Regions from separate parts of the Homo sapiens genome. Here region 1 is linked to region 2. The links are chromatin loops, found by intact Hi-C in ENCODE. Cell type or tissue: ascending aorta. All regions are shown on one strand.

Evidence for each region. A loop is a pair of places that touch in the nucleus more often than their neighbours do. Peaks named below come from ENCODE experiments on the same cell type or tissue, not always from the same donor. Only the 100,000 strongest peaks of a DNase experiment are listed, where the experiment ranks them.
Region 1: it touches region 2 in a loop (6-fold over the local background); 56 of 110 quality-filtered maps call a loop at or near these places.

Annotation. Positions count from the first base shown.
Region 1 is chr5:59,808,961-59,816,960 of GRCh38, forward strand. The region is part of intron 1 of PDE4D (phosphodiesterase 4D); the gene reads right to left. Among named protein-coding and RNA genes, the nearest start is that of PDE4D, 81 kb to the right of the region's middle. In ascending aorta, CTCF peaks have their summits at 1,177 (motif pointing right), 4,904 (motif pointing right) and 5,128; DNase peaks (open chromatin) are centred at 1,201 and 4,889; H3K4me3 peaks cover 341 bases; H3K27ac peaks cover 1,482 bases.
Region 2 is chr5:60,582,296-60,590,295 of GRCh38, forward strand. No RefSeq gene overlaps it. Among named protein-coding and RNA genes, the nearest start is that of PART1, 99 kb to the left of the region's middle. In ascending aorta, a CTCF peak has its summit at 4,196 (motif pointing left); no DNase peak of the experiment used is centred here.

The sequences.
Region 1 (8,000 bases), 770 kb before region 2:
GGACAGTGTTCTTGCATTCTTTTTTTTGGCAGGGGGGCCGGGGGCACTATTCAAAACATTCCAGTGACATATCGAGTCACTACCCCGTAATTTAAAAATATAATGTAATATATGTACTTTATGGAAGTCGAAGAGTTGTGCTTTAAATTTAAGTACCGTGCCTTAGTTGGCGCCTCTAACATAGGGAGTTGGACATTGCTAATGATTTGCCCTCATTAAGCAAAGATCTTTGAGATGCTTCTATCCATTAAATACTGTCAATGTGATTCCTATTCTAGCTAGTTGGTATAGAGCACCACCATTTTCAAAATTATTAAGGAAAAATCACATCTAAATTAAGCCAAAGGGACTAGACCCATCGAAAGTGAGATATAAAGGGCTTTGGGCAATAAAATCAAAATCATTTGTTAGTTGTGAGAAAACTTAAATCTTACCCTCTAGTTTAATTTTTAAAGTGTCGAAGGAACTACAAAATACAAATTTCCCAATAAAGAAGAAAATCAAGAAAAAGAAGACAGTACTAGAATAAATCATACCATTTGGTACATTTATGTACCAAATTTACCCTGGGTAATTCCTATTTTCTCAATTTCAGCAAAGAGGAGTAATTTTAGGATATAGTATTGCCTGCCTGGATTATAACGATGTGCTAAGAGGCTGAGCATGTGTCTCTTATGTACATCTCCAGACTGTGCAGGCGGAGCTCAAGTTGGATTTGGCATCAAGGTCCAAGTTTAGTCATTAATCTATTGATGAAAACTGTACTTTATTTTCCCCCATTGAAGAAGGGACAAAATTCAATTCCATCAAGCAGTCTTCTTTGTACAGCTCTATTCTACTCCTGACTTAGATTCAGAGTCAGAGGACCAGAGTTAGTGCTCACTCCAAACTATTAACCTTTCATCTAGGGCCCGGGGTCCATCTCTGCCTAGAGAGCATGTGGGAACCCCTCGATTGCTTTATTGCATCGTTTATTATTACAAAGAATAATACACATATTGAATAAAAAATGTATACTGCTTGAAAGGCAATTAAGCGACTTCTCATAAGTCACGTGAATCCTGAAATGTCTATTATGTTTTAGAAACCCAAAGATAATTGTAATTCCATTGCCTGGTTAAGTCATGCTCAAGAAACACGGTGCTCCTTATGGCTGCTCGTCAATCCTCTCAGCGGCCAGCAGATGGCGCACACTTCTCAGAAACATCAAAACGTGGCGTGGGAAAACCCGATTCCGTGGGGAAGGCGGGCCGCCTAACACAAAGCTGTCTTTCCGTAAAAATCAGTCGGCCTTCACAGGGTTACAGAAAATTATTCATTATGTACAAGAGCAATGACGTTCAGCAATGTATACAGTTGCTGACAGTCCTAAAGTGGGATATGGAACAGGATGGTTCATGCCCATTTTTACGTATTTGAATTTATTTCTTCTCTGGGTACTGTAAGTAAATGAATGTTATTGATTTTTCCTTATGTGTTAAGTGCTGCACCGATATTTTAAATGATGACTCGTTTCTACTGGGAACTTATAATGAAAAGATGGAGCAGTAGAAATAGAAAACCTCTGGGCCATCTCCTTGGTCAAGGTTAGCAGGTTAGTCCTTTGGTCTAGCTCTGCCATTCAGAACCTTGGACCATGCATTTGCTCCCACCCCTGGGATCCACCATCTCTCCCTGGCTCCTTCCAGGTCCACCAGCCTCAGGGTCACTGCAGTCTCAGACCACCTGAAACGCAGAAGCCCCGCCTATTTTGCTAGCTCCCTCGTTCCTACGTATTCCCATTTTTCCGGCTTATTTAAAGAATAAAACAATACAAACTTTAATGGCTATTTGTACTTTTTAAAAATCAGTGCATTTTCATTTGTGTACTCTTGTGGATTTGGGCAACAGCTGAAAAATCAAAATAATTTGTATCTTTATTGATCTTGAACAAATGCTCTAAGATGCATACATTTAGCAGATGGACTCACTTATCATGTGGGCTTCTTTTCCCAAATGCAGATGGGATGGAAGTTGACATGAGGAGGCAGTATAATAAGTTAGGAAGAATCTGGACAAAGGTATAAAGGAGCTAAACGGAGGCTGCAGAATGTGGAGTGAAGAGCTGGGACAGGTAACTCAAGGAGAAAGCAGAGAGAAGGAAAGTGATAGCACAGAGGCAAAGGGAATTGACTGACATCCAGGGAAATGTGTGAATTTGTCCAGAATGTCCTGAAAACTTTGTGCCGTGGGACAGACCTAAGACCTGGACTATATTCATAAAAAGAAACATGATTTTCCCTGGGGAATTTTAGACCAATCAGAAAGACTCCTAAGCTCTGTCTTTTCAACTTTCCACTCTACCTCATTATCCACCAAGCTACTTTTCCCACCTCTGTTCAATTGATTTCGGAAAGAGATGCACATACCAAAAATATGCAAGTCTGCCACAGATTTATTCTTTCTCACTTTAGCTGTGTCCTCAGTCGCCATTTTAATCACTCTCAAAGAATGCTCTCCCATATTAGCTACAATGGATATTTCAAAACTCTCTTTTCAAACTCCCTGACCTGGCTGGTCTTCACTCTCATTAAATGATTTCATGTCCTACTTTCCTGACTCTCAGCCTCTCTCCATGAGCTCAGGTTTCCAGAAAGCAGTCATGTCCCCAGCCTCTCTGCCTTCGAGAATGATCCTCCTCTTGTCTCAGGCTAACCTCCTGTCCAGCTGCATGAAGCCTCAGAACAGAGAAGAAACTGTGTGAGTTTCAGACTCTGGAGTTTTAGGTTTGAATCTTGGAGCTGCCACTATCTAGGCACATGCTCCTAGGCAAGGTACATAACTTTTCTAAGACTCTATTTTCTCATATGTAAAAACGTGGTGATAATACAACCTCCTTTGTATGATATGGGAATTTCCTGTATGTTATTTGTGAAAACACTTTCCCTACTACTTAGCAATAAATTCCCTCATATCTCTACCAGTTGACTGTGAAGAATTTTAAGCCCAGAAGTACATTACTTTCCCCATCGTGAGGGTTGAGCCTAGCGCGAGGAAAGTGACTGAGTCCTGGTCCCACAAACCTGTGAACCTACCCTCTCTTATGTCCCAACCACTGCCATCTTTTCTGATAGTACCATTTTGTTCTCATTTTTAGGCTCTACTATGTTCTCCTGAGCCTTACAATGGCCTTTCCTCCCTCTGCATGTCTGTTCTTGGATGATCCTGTGCACTGTGATAACTCTAGTCTTGGAGGTGAATCTGAGGTCCACGTCTGAAACCTGAAAGGCATCTCCTTTTATCTACTACCGCTTTCAAGGAGATGCTCTTCAGGTGCCACTGATTCTGGCATGCCAAAAAGTTGCATCTGCAGGATGGTTGTAGCCCTGTTTATAAATTCACAGGCTCAATTTCAAGACCTTATGAGACCCTCAAATGTATCAAGTGGGGCCAGGCGTCATGGCACCTGTAATCTGAAATCCCAGCACTTTGGGAGGCCGAGGCAGACGGATCACCTGAGGTCAGGAGTTTGAGACCAGCCTGGCCAACATGGTGAAACCCTGTCTCTACTAAAAATACAGAAATTAGCCAGGCGTGGTGGCGCATGCCTGTAATCCCAGCTACTTGGGAGGCTGAGGCAGGAGAATGGCTTGAACCTGGGAGGCGGACGTTGCAGTGAGCCAAGATCGTGTCACTGTACTCCAGCCCAGGTGACAAAGTGAGACTCCATCTCAAAAAAAAAAAAGTAAATAAATAAAAAAGTAACAAGTGAGACAAGTGAGATAAAACTAAATCCAGTTTATAAGAAAGCCATTCCTACAGCCAATGCAATGTTATCTCTTATCTTCAACCTGAAGCACAAGCTGATATTATTTTGCAATCTTATTAGCAGCTCAAACAGCTGTCTCTGCCAGTAATATACACAATTGAAGGGATGCCAGAGGGCAAGCACCGAACCTGGCTGCAAAGAAGGGGAACCGTTCCCCAAATTTTGCCAAGTCAGGCTGCTGTATTTCATTTAAAGTGGGAGACATAATAATATTCCTAAATTCTGATACCAATAGGGTTGTTTATCCCTTCTATACCTGGAAGACTTGCTGTAATATTTTTTCTCATTTGTTTCTAAGTACTTAATATCCTATGCAGGGGGCTATTTTCTGGGCATTTGCTTATGGTCCAAGGACAATCTGTTTGGATGCTTACTTGCTGTTCTGGTTAAGCAAACCTAATGGTTCACAACTCCCTTACAACAATCAGGGAGTTTTGGCAAAGATTACTAACCAAGTCAAGTTTACATTGGCTCAAGCCTCTCCTACATGAATGCCACCAATAATTGTTGCTGTCTCTTTATTACACGTCTTTGAGGCACTGACTGCCTCCATAAAACTGGAGAAGGCATATGTGTATATATACTATATATAATGATTACCCACCAGTACCAGCTTTAATGTTTTCCTCTCCACCTAATTTCTTTTTGCTGTTCAATTTTCACAAGCATACACTTGTACACACACACACACACACACACACACACACACACACATATGCCTGTCATTGGTTACCTTTCCCCCGGGGAATTAAAATCCGTATGATTCAATAAGGTAGATTTATTTGCCATTAGCAGACAAACATGAAAATAATTCCTAAGCCAATAAAATTATTTTCAAGTTTTTCAGTTTTCCTTTTTTCTTATAATGGCAAGAACATTTGACTAAGAGTCTAGCAGGGGAAAATACTGTATTCACAAAAGCAATGGGAAAAAAACTCAGGCCTGTTAAGGAAACTCTCCTATAAAATCAAATTGCAAATTTTTCAAAGTTGCCAATGCTTGGCACATCACTGTCTGGGCAGGATAATCTGTTCTTACCAGTCTCAACTCAGAAATAACCTATTTATGATTGCAACCATCATCTTGGCCTCAGGGAGGCACTATAGGTCCCTTAATGTATCTAAGGCACAGCTGAAATACTTAAAAATTACCTCTGAAAGTCTGAAACATGACAGAATGGAAAAAGAACTCACAGAAGATAACATAAAACTCTATATTCTGTCCCTAAGTTAATGTAAGAGATTCATACGCCTTAGGAAGACGAGATAATTTAGCGATTGCGCTTAGAAAAATAAGTAAATAAATATGAGTTAGAGATATGGTTGGTGACACTTTTTTTCCTCTGGGTCTCTTCCTTATTTTCCCCTTGTTCCTTCCTGGCACTAGGGGGCGGCAAACGATGGGCTCCTTTATTTATAAAAAAAGACAGTTTTTATAAATAAAGCTTTATTGGGACACAACCATTCCCATTTGTTTACTTATTGTCTGTGGCTGCTTGCATGCTGCATCAGTCAAGTAGTTGCGACAGAGACTGTCTGTCCCACAAAACTTAAAATATTTATGCTTGAGCCTTTTACAGAACAATTTGGCTGACCCCTGCATGCTATCTATAGTATTTAACAATGGATATGAAAGTGACAATGGTAGATCTAAGGAACTTCGATATGTGTCCAGCCAGCCAGGATAGGGGCCAGCTTCCTAAGACACATGTCTAGAATATGATGAAATCACCACCTGCCAGTGAGTCACATGCAGGCAAATGACACCAACAGAAGAAACCTAGGAAGCATATCCAGAAACTATAAAGTATTGGTCATGAACCTTGCAGGGGAGGACATAACTGGTGTTCGCATCTCTGCTTCCAGTTGACAGTTCACCAAAGATAAAAACAACAAATAAAATCCAGACCTCTCGCCACAAAAGGGGGTTTGGCTTCAGGCAGGGGCTTAGGGCTCTCTGCTGGGGACCAGCTGCACTTCACAATGCTGCAAAGCCTGCATTTGTTCAGAAATGTAATTCCTGATCTGATTATAAGAGTTCAAAGCTGAAAATGTGGTAAGGAGGAGGAAAAAAAAATGGGTTATGATGGAAGATTTTGTGGTGGTGGTAAGGGGGCATGATAATAATAATATTGAAGAAGTGCCCTAGTAATTTACATGAGAAGGGACCAAGAAGGTGGCTAAGAACAGCACAGAGTCTCAGATATACACACGTTTTTGCACAGAGTCTGGCTAATAACACAAATGAGAGATTTTAGCATAATAATGCTGTATTATCAAGGAAATAGACATCCCATCTGTGGGGAAACTGTCAACATGAGAGATAATTGTGGTAGAGAAGAGATCTAGAAATGAAGGATAACAAAAGAAATGAAATAATAGGCGCAAGTCCCTGGCCCTCCTATGTGCCACAGTCCAGGGGAACAGGAGAGCTGATGGGAGACCTCGGTTGGGAAAATCTTATCCATTCCAAAAGGAGGAAAGGTCAATCTCTGAAACTATTTCATAGTTGATTTTAGTATTGGTCCCTGAAAACATTTCAGAACTCACTTAATCAGCAGATAGTTTTAGAACGCAAGAGGGTGAAGTTATGCTCAGGGCAGCAGGCCTGGTTGGTGAGGATGGACCACAGGTACGGTGTGGAGGGTAGGTGGGTAGGCTCCAGAGCTAGTCTGCTGGGTTCCGAGTTGGCTGTCTTACTTCCTAGCTCTGAGACCTCTGCAAGTTACTTAACTTCGCTCTTCCTCAGTGTTTTTAGTTCTCAAGTGGGCATAGTAATGAAATGGGGTGGTTGTAGGGATTGAGTTAATACATATAAAAGAGTTAGAACAAATCCAGCTGAGACTAGTGCCATGCAATTGTTAGCTAGTGTTCCTGGTACAACTATCAGACCAGGGGCCAGGAGAATGCTACAGACCTGGCTGAAACTGAATTTCAACAAAGCATTTCACAAATGCATACAAAATACAGCCAAGGACCTGCTGGAAAAGTGGTCTGAGGAACACAAATACATAGATTCATATTTGGTTTTACAACTAGAAATTCATTTCAGCCTAAGGAGACTTCTTTAATTTCAAGCCTTGTGATTATCCTCAGCCCTGTCCTGATCGACATTTTTCATCAAGAAGACCTGAAATTATTTTATTGTAAAAATTGTGAATATTGTGAAGTATTCCAAGCATACAAAAATAACTTTCGGGATTTAGAACTGACAACAATGTGGAAAAGCCATACATATCTAAAGCACGAGTGAATTCTTTCTTACTGAACCTATTCAAATAAAGACTGAAAGACCTGGCAGTGAAGGGTTGGAAGTGTCACATGAGGCATATATTGAGATGAACTTTGAAAATTCTATTCACACATGAAGATGTTTATGAAGTATTTTATATATGTTAGGCATTGTCTTAGGTACTTGGAATGTATGTAAACAAAATAAACACCTGTCTTGTTGGACTTACATTCAGGTGGACTCCTTAATAACCTGTAAGTTATAGGAATTACTAGATTTTGGTTTAATTCTGAAGTTTGTCACTCACTATATATAAACCTGATAAGCTCCCTCGTTTTTTTCTCATCTGGAAAATGGCGATAAAATGCCATCCTTTCATATTTAGGATCATTCATTCGCTCAACAAGTACTTCCTACTTTGTGCTATGCTCTTGGGAAAAAAAATGAATGAGAGAAGGATCCTGCCCTCATGGTACTTGTATCTTATATTATCCAGAAGATAAAATAAGGCACTTACCAAAAATACTAACATTTACATATCAATGAAAGGCTATGCCTATTATATCTAATGATAGCAGCATGGCCTGTGAGTCTTTGGTCGTCTTTTTGGGGATATACAATGTATATTTTGGCTGTTACCTAAGCCATTCTCCAATATTACACCCCTCACTACCGCTATGTACACAGATAGTCTGCTCCACACTCAGAAAGGTAGGGACAACACCCTAGGATTTCCATAAAGCTTAGAAGGATTTCCTTCCTAAGAAATACCCAGTTTTGCTGCCAAACACTCCTCCCCTCCTACATGAAGGCCTGAGTCAAGAGATATCGTGGGTGGGAGAAGTTACCCTGCATGTCACCAGAACCTCAGCATGCACACTTTAAAATGAATTTCCAAATGCAAATTTGTTCCTAGATCCACAGCATGGCAAGTGAGATGCAGAAGCCTGGTTCCTGGAGG
Region 2 (8,000 bases):
CCAGCATGTTATTTTTTTACTTTTATTTAAGAATAGTCATTCTGACTGGTATGAGCGGTATCTCACTGTGGTTTTAATTTAAACTTCTCTAATGATTAGTGATGTGGAGCATTTTTATATGCTTATTGGCCATTCATCCATTCATCTCTCTTCTTTTGATGAGTGTTCATGTCCTTTGCCTACTTTTAATGGGTTGTTTTTTTGCTTGTTGATTTGTTTAAGTTACTTATAGATTCTGGATATTTGACCTTTGTCAGATGCATAGTTTGCAAATATTTTCTCCTATTCTGTTGGTTGTCTGTTTATTCTGTTTAGAGTTTCTTTTGCTGTGCAGAAGCTCTTTTGTTTAATTAGGTCCCTCTTGTCAATTTGTGGTTTTGGTGCAATTGCTTTTAGAATCTTCATCATAAAACCTTTGCCAGGTCTGATGTCCAGAAGGGTATTTCCTGGGTTTCTTCTAGGATTCTTATAGTTTTAGGTTTTATATTTAAATCCTTAATCCATCTTGAGTTGATTTTGCTATATGGTGAAAGAAAGGGGTCCAGTTTCAATGTTCCACATTTAACTACCCAGTTATCCCAGCACCATTTATTTTCAGCATTTCTAACAACCACAAGTTACTATAGAAAAATACCACAAAGATGTGAAGTTTTGAAGTAAATGTTTAAGTGCTCCCAAAATGTCACAATATTTAAGTGGCATAGGTAAGAAACAAAAAAGCATATGCAACTAGAATTATGGAAATAGCACTAATATCTGAAGAGGCCACTGAGCAGTGAAAATGGGTGGCAATAGGAAAGCACAGGCCTCTGTTGCAGCAGAATGACTGGTTCCAGGGGTCTGAGCACACAGAGCTACTTCTGAAAGATATTTTCTGAGAGGCCTTCCACAAGCTAGAAAAAGTTTGATTAGGTTGACCAGTTTGCTTTTGCCTAAAGAACAGCAATACAAGTCCTGCCAGTGATATTCTTCCCAACAATCTGCAAACCAATGACATGCACAGTGATAGGAAAAAATTAACTTATATTAAAAGAATATAAATGAAATATTAAAATAATAATTTTAAAATGACATCATTGTAGACTCTGTTAAAATAAATTGAGCTATCAGAAAGCAATAGCATCTAAGAATGATCAATATGAACTGTATATAACTCAGTTCCCTGTTTATTTCTACTAGGAGCTATACAAGTTTATAACATTGAACTGACTATGAATAGTCAACAATGTAATTGGAATATTTTACATCTTTCAGTGCACAAAAGGGCTATCAAATCAAGAACATTTTAATGAAATTGGGAATAATTTAGAGATGCTTATTTAATACTCTCATTTTATATTGAGGCAATTAAGGAAAAAAACCCATATAACTTTGGTCTTGACTTAATGATAAAGCTTGAAACCAGGCATCATGACATGAGTCATTTGAAAACTTGCAGCTCTGTGCCAACTCTCATACCCAGCTCCCCAAGCTACTGAAAATTGCCATGAACATTGATAATACTATAAAAAGGAAGTCTGGTTTATATAAATGCAAGTCAATACAAATGAGAAAAGGACCATTTATTGTGATGGATGTGTTCACTGAATGCAAAAGCAAATTATTGAAGATAGAGTGAAAGGGAAAAATCTATAAATATCCAGGCTCCCTGCAGTAGTGACATTAACCACATGGAAATTAAAGAAAACCTAAAGGAAAACACTGAGTTCACATGTGGAGAAAATATTAAAAGCATCTCACTGCAGGCAACAAGATTAAGGCAATGCATTTGCAGAGCCACTTCTAACATTCATTAAATGTTATGAAATGGAACAGTATGGACCCAGAGGCATGGAATATCAGGCTGTTGATGGAAAAATAGAAACTGGCAATAAAAGGATCACTCTTTTACATAAAGTGCAAGGAAGGTTCATCAACACCAACAATTATTGCAACCATTGTAAACTCATCAGTACAGACTAATGCAGGAATGCCCTGTGAAAATGTGGAAAGAGAAACCATGGTGTAGCAGCAACCTACTAAGAATCCAAAAATTGCAAAGAGCATTGAGATCTGGATCAACTGACCTGGAATATGTAAAGGAAGCCATCTCGGAGATGTTATTTGACAGGTGCCAAAAAACTCCTTACTTAAAAATAAGTCCGCTGCCTGCCTGGCCACAGTTCATGAAATCCCCTTATTACTCAGTCCTTTACAGAGAGCCATGTCAGACTTTATATTGAAGTATTAGCATTACCTGGACCACATGGAATGGTAAGTCATTTCTAGTTGTCACCAGATCCTATTTCATGCTATTTCCTCTGAGAAAATGCCTCTGCCCTGCCTTCCTCACTAGTGGACACATTCTTCAGGGTTCAGCTTGAATATTAGCTCCTCAGTAACACCTTGCATATCCCTCCACTGCCCTGGAAAAATTATCTCTCCTCTGTGTACCCTGCACACTACAGGGGTCTGATTTCATCATCTAGAGTTACACGTAGACATATTGCTTTCCTCATTGGGCTGAGGCTCCTTCAGAGTTAAAGCCGTCTTTCTCCCTTCATCATTGCCCAGCCTAGCATCTGCAGTATTAAGGCTCTACAATAAACTGAATGAATGAAAGGGCTCTAAGTACTTGCTTAGCTAACTAGTCTTCATGAAGAAACATAATGCAGCCTGGTATAAGCTCTGTGGAGGGCAAATGTCAACATCATAGTGGGGAGCCTGAAAAGAGAGGTGGGGTCTGGGCTGTTTCAGCTCCTGAAATGTGTCGCCTACAAAGCTCATGCTCAGGAAACACCTGAGCACAACTAAGGATGTAGTGGATAAAGAGAAAGGGACCCAAAAAATAAAGAAGGGGCATAGATGGAGGATAAAGGGAACCAAATATAAGCCCTCTCTTTCAGAGATTTGCTTAGATCAAGCCCACACACTCCTGTCAGCGACAAGACTTAGTGTGGCGAAGTGGGAAGAACTCCAGATCATCGGACAGAAGACCAGAGTTGAAGTTTTGCATTTGTAACTGGGCACCTCTCTCCCAGTTTTCTTACCTGCATCTGTCTGCCCACCTCTACATAAAGCATAAGTTTGGCCAACATAGAGCATTCAACACTTTGTTTCTATCAGATACCTTATTGTAAGGTCTGCACACTCCATTTCTCCACTGACCCCTCCATTCTCAGCAACTTCTAATATCTTCCTGTCCTGGAAAACACTGGAGTTTGTTCCTTCCATATCCAATCCCTTCACTTTACTGAGAAAAAGACAAATCTCAGAGAGGTTGTGACTTGCTCAAGGTCACTTGCCCAACTGGCAGTGCCACAAGTTAAAATCCAAATATTCTGATTTCTAACTAATATTGGTGCTACAAATTCTAATAGGAAGGACCGTTGGGTAATAATTTAGTTCGAAAGAAGGAACTAGGAGTCTTGCTTTTAGACTGTATTTGCATAGCAAACACAGTTTACTTAATTATGTTTATTTAAGGTGTGGGAAATTAAAGCCTCCTCAAGCTATCTGGTGGCAGAACCACTGCTGCTAACACACTGCTCTTTCCATCACACCATCTACCTGCAGTAAAGTCATTTATCATCTCAGTAACCTCAAAGATGTTTCCTGGGCTATGCTGGTTTGACTGCTTATTGTATTTTGGCATCAACAACTCCAAAGGCATTACTTGTAAACATATGCTTTATCTCCGATTGCCATCTCCGCATTTATTATAAAATTCTCGGTTTATAGACCAAAACATTAGTCTGAGGAATAAAACAAGATTTATCTGAGGGAAAGAGAACAAGCACAGTTGTCCCCATATTGCAGAGAAGACAGCTAAGGTGAGGGGCTGATGCGTGAAATTATCCTACCTCTGTGTTTCTCTTCTCAAACTGAAATTTGCAAGAAATATTTTCAGTTTCAAATCCAATAATCTGACATTTATCCCAAATTATCTGTTGCTACGTTTAGATAATTGTTCATTTCTACCATTGGTAAGTTCCTTTTAGGGAGTATTTAGCAAGCAGTTAAGCTTTCTGGGGTTTTGAGGAAAACATATGGTAATAAAGGACCCAAAATATTACCCACAGTAATTTTTGTTACAATAAAGATGACCAATCTTTAAGTTTCTTTCTTCCACAATTAATGGCTTACTACCTATATCAAATATACTGGACTTAAACATAAAATCCCTAGTTTTTCCTTTATGATACAATAACTATCAACACAAGACTGACCTCTACTGGGAACATCTGTCCTTGTTAGATGGATTGTGACTTGTGAAAATAGTCAAATATGCTAAATCAGACACCTGTTGTGCCTTAATAGATCATCAAATTAAATTCTCTGTGAAAAGGTAAGAGTGATGAACTTTCTGAAATCAAAACCTTCATCATCTTTAAGCAGTAATTGTGTATAATTATATTTGGCATTTTGATAAGTAGAAAGTAGAAAAAAATTCAGAAATGATGTCACTGCATGTTTTAAATGTTAATTATTGCCTTAGACAATTATTAACTTAGAACACTGATGCATTATTATCCAATCAGATTGTACCATCTTGTATATTCTATTTAGAAAAGTCTTAAATTTTTTTTTCTAAGTATCAAAACGCTTTCAAAAGATGGAAATTTTTAGGACAAATTTGCATATGGACAAAAACCCAAATTTAATTTTTAAAATTATGCAGAATCAGTAGGCAAGAAGGCTGATTTCATTTGTTATATTTCCTCTGTGCTTCTTATCATGGTCTAATAACGCATGTGAATCAGCTACATGATTCTAATCTTCAAAACATCACTCCCATCATTTGACTGAATTTTTAATAACTTCTGAGTCCAAAACACACCTGATTAAAAAATATACAAACATAGATATGGATATTAGTAATTGGAGGTAAACTAGAATCACAGGTTCTCATAAAATTATAGATTGCATTTTATCCTGCATAACTATTTTTAGCAACAAACAGTTCTGCTATCTTGGTAAATTATCACTGAAATGTCTGTTGTCAGGACCCTTCAAAGGTCTTGAGTTCTTAGTGGGAAGAGTGAGCAAAAGGCCTCTACATTCGCATGTTGTATTAGTCTACACTAATCAAAACTGAAGTACTTCAATTTTAAATATTGATGTGGTTGGCTGTGTCCCCACCCAAATCTCATCTTGAGTTGTAGTTCCCATAATTCCCACGTGTCGTGAGAGGAGCCCAGTGGGAGGTAATCAAATCATGGGGGCAGTTATCCCCATGCTGTTCTCATGATAGTGGGTTCTCACAAGATCTGATGGTTATATAAGGGGCTTTTCCCCCTTTGCTCGGCGCTTCTTCTCCTGTCGCCTTGTGAAAAAGGATGTGTTTGCTTCACCTTCCACCATGATTGTAAGTTTCCTAAGGCCTCCCCAGCCATGCAGAACTGTGAGTCAGTTAAACCTCTTCTCTTTATGAATCTCCCAGTCTCAGGTATTTCTTCATAGTACCATGAGAATGGACTAATACAAATATCAATTATATTTTACTTAGTTCTCATGAAAATAATTTTTAGTCCTCTAGTTTTTTTAAAAATTAAGTTTCATTTGCTTTATTAAACATAGAAAGAAATCCATTATAAACTACTCAAGAAGACTACCTTGTTATTATTTTGAAAGATACGCTGGCAGCAAGATGTAAAATTTGTGGGGGCTAGAAGAGGGAGAAAAGCTTTTGTTATATTCCCTAGAAAAGGCTCTAGATACTGTAAGTGTCCTCAGTTCTGACAGAAGAGCCCCAAAAGAGGTATTACAAAGTGAGTAGACCTAGCCACATACATAATTATTTTTTGTTTGGAAATAAGCACTGTTGGTGACATTTTATGGAAAATATAATTTATTCTACATCCTCAAATGAAGCAAACAATTCACTCAACAATTCTCCAAGGTGAAATTTGCAAAAACTGTAAACAGAATTTTAACTTAGATTCACTACTTAATTATGAAACTTACATTGCAACATAAATATGCACTAACAAACTGAAAGTGACTTTTTTTATTGGGTTAGCACCCTGTTGTCCCATTACTGTTCCCAGTTTATTTCTTCAAATTGAAAATTTAAACGTTAAGTTAACTAGACACTGAAAAAATTCATCAGAGGGTACTTAATATATCCTCCACTTATCCCAGGAAGTATATTTGTTCTACAAAATTAAATAAGAAATATATTTCCAAGTTGATACAAAGTAGCAAATTCTGTTCATTAACGTGGTCTTAGATCCCAACTTTCAAATCACTTGAGTACCCATGAGCAAATAATTTCTTTAAGACTCAATAATCATAGTTTATGTTTTACGGCAACTTGTTTGGAAGACCCAGTGATGTCAAGGTATTACACTCTGCAGGTTATATTGTCTTAAGCAAGAAAACGCACGATCGCAAATGCTGTAAAATTGGAATTTCCTATGTTTCATGCTGAAGTGAGTACTTCAAAATACTATGATGATGAATATAAATACAGTTGAATCTCTCCTAAATACTGATTTTTGATAGGTAATAAAACTCTTACTTTTCCCTAGGTCTTTGACATATATAGGGTTTTGTTCTTGAGGGTAAAAGTAATGATTTACCACAGCCACACCCATATAACTAGGGACCATTTTAACTGATTCCTCTTTTAATCATGATTTAAGATTTGTGTGACTTTCCAAACATAAGACATTTTTAGTTTCTTCTTCCTGTACACAAGCAGCTCACAAACATCAGCTTTTTAAAAGTTATATTTCCTATAACAATGTGCAGAAACTCTTCTATATGTGGGAATCAAAACCAAACTCTTGGATAACATAAGTGCTAAGTCGTGACCCATATGTCTATTAAATTTGCTAGACTCCCAGACACGACTTCCCTGAAGGCAGATGCAGGAACACAAAGACGTGTGAGAAATAAAAATGAGAAATGGCTGAATTCCATCACCCTGCTCATACAGAGTGTCTTCAACCTTGAAAATTTGCTGTAGTACTCTTTCAAAATTTTCTGTATGGAACATTCATTTGATAAATTTCTTACCAGAGTCTCTTAGGGCAATGATACTCCCTATGACATTTTTGACTTATCATACCTAAAAATAAAAGCAATTATACATAAAAATGAAAAATACTATAAAAATCATACCTAAAAATAAAACAAATACATGCTTATGTCTATAGAGCATCAAAGAAAGACTTTGTTTTCATCACTGTTGCAGTATCTTTTGTGGGAATTTGTGGAAAATTCGATGAAAAATCTTTAGCATATATTTGTAGAAAGAGACCAAAAGAAATTGGAAATGAATTTGGCAAAGCTGGTTAAGACAATGAAAATGCTGCAAATCAAAAAGAAATTTGAGATCTTAAATTTTTTAAAGTATAGGTTGAAAAATGACAAATGAGCTTATACATAAGTATCCAAAGTAAATGTGCTAAAAACCATAAAACATTGCTCACTGGAAACACATTAGTCAGGAGCCTGGGGTTTGCAGTTAGACAGTGCTTGTTTTGACTGCCATCTATTTTACTTGCAAGCTGAGTAATCTTAGGGATATTACACAACCTGACTGAGCCTCAGTTTCCTGAGCTGTAAAATGGACAGTAAAATGAATGTAAAATCCATAATAGTGGATATATGAATTGAACAGGAGACTAGAAGTGCTGAAATATAAGAACATTCTGAAGAAATTATCCAGAAAGCAGCATAGAAACACCAAAATACAGACATACATTGAGATTAAGAGACAGAGTGAGAGCTAACATATATTTAATTAAAGATTCAAAAGCAGAGGAGAGATTGTGACAAAGGCAATATTTAAACTGACAAAAGACCTCAAACTTCTGATTCAAGAAGCTCAAGAAATCCCAAGCAGGATAATTATTTAAAAAGTACACACCAAGATATAGCAACATCAATGAAAGACCACGAAAGACAGAGAGAAAAGCAGCCTGCCAAGAAAGGGGCACATTATTGATAAAGAAGTGATATCTAGAGTGGCAGCTGACTTTTAAACAGCAGTAATGGAAGCCAGCTAACAA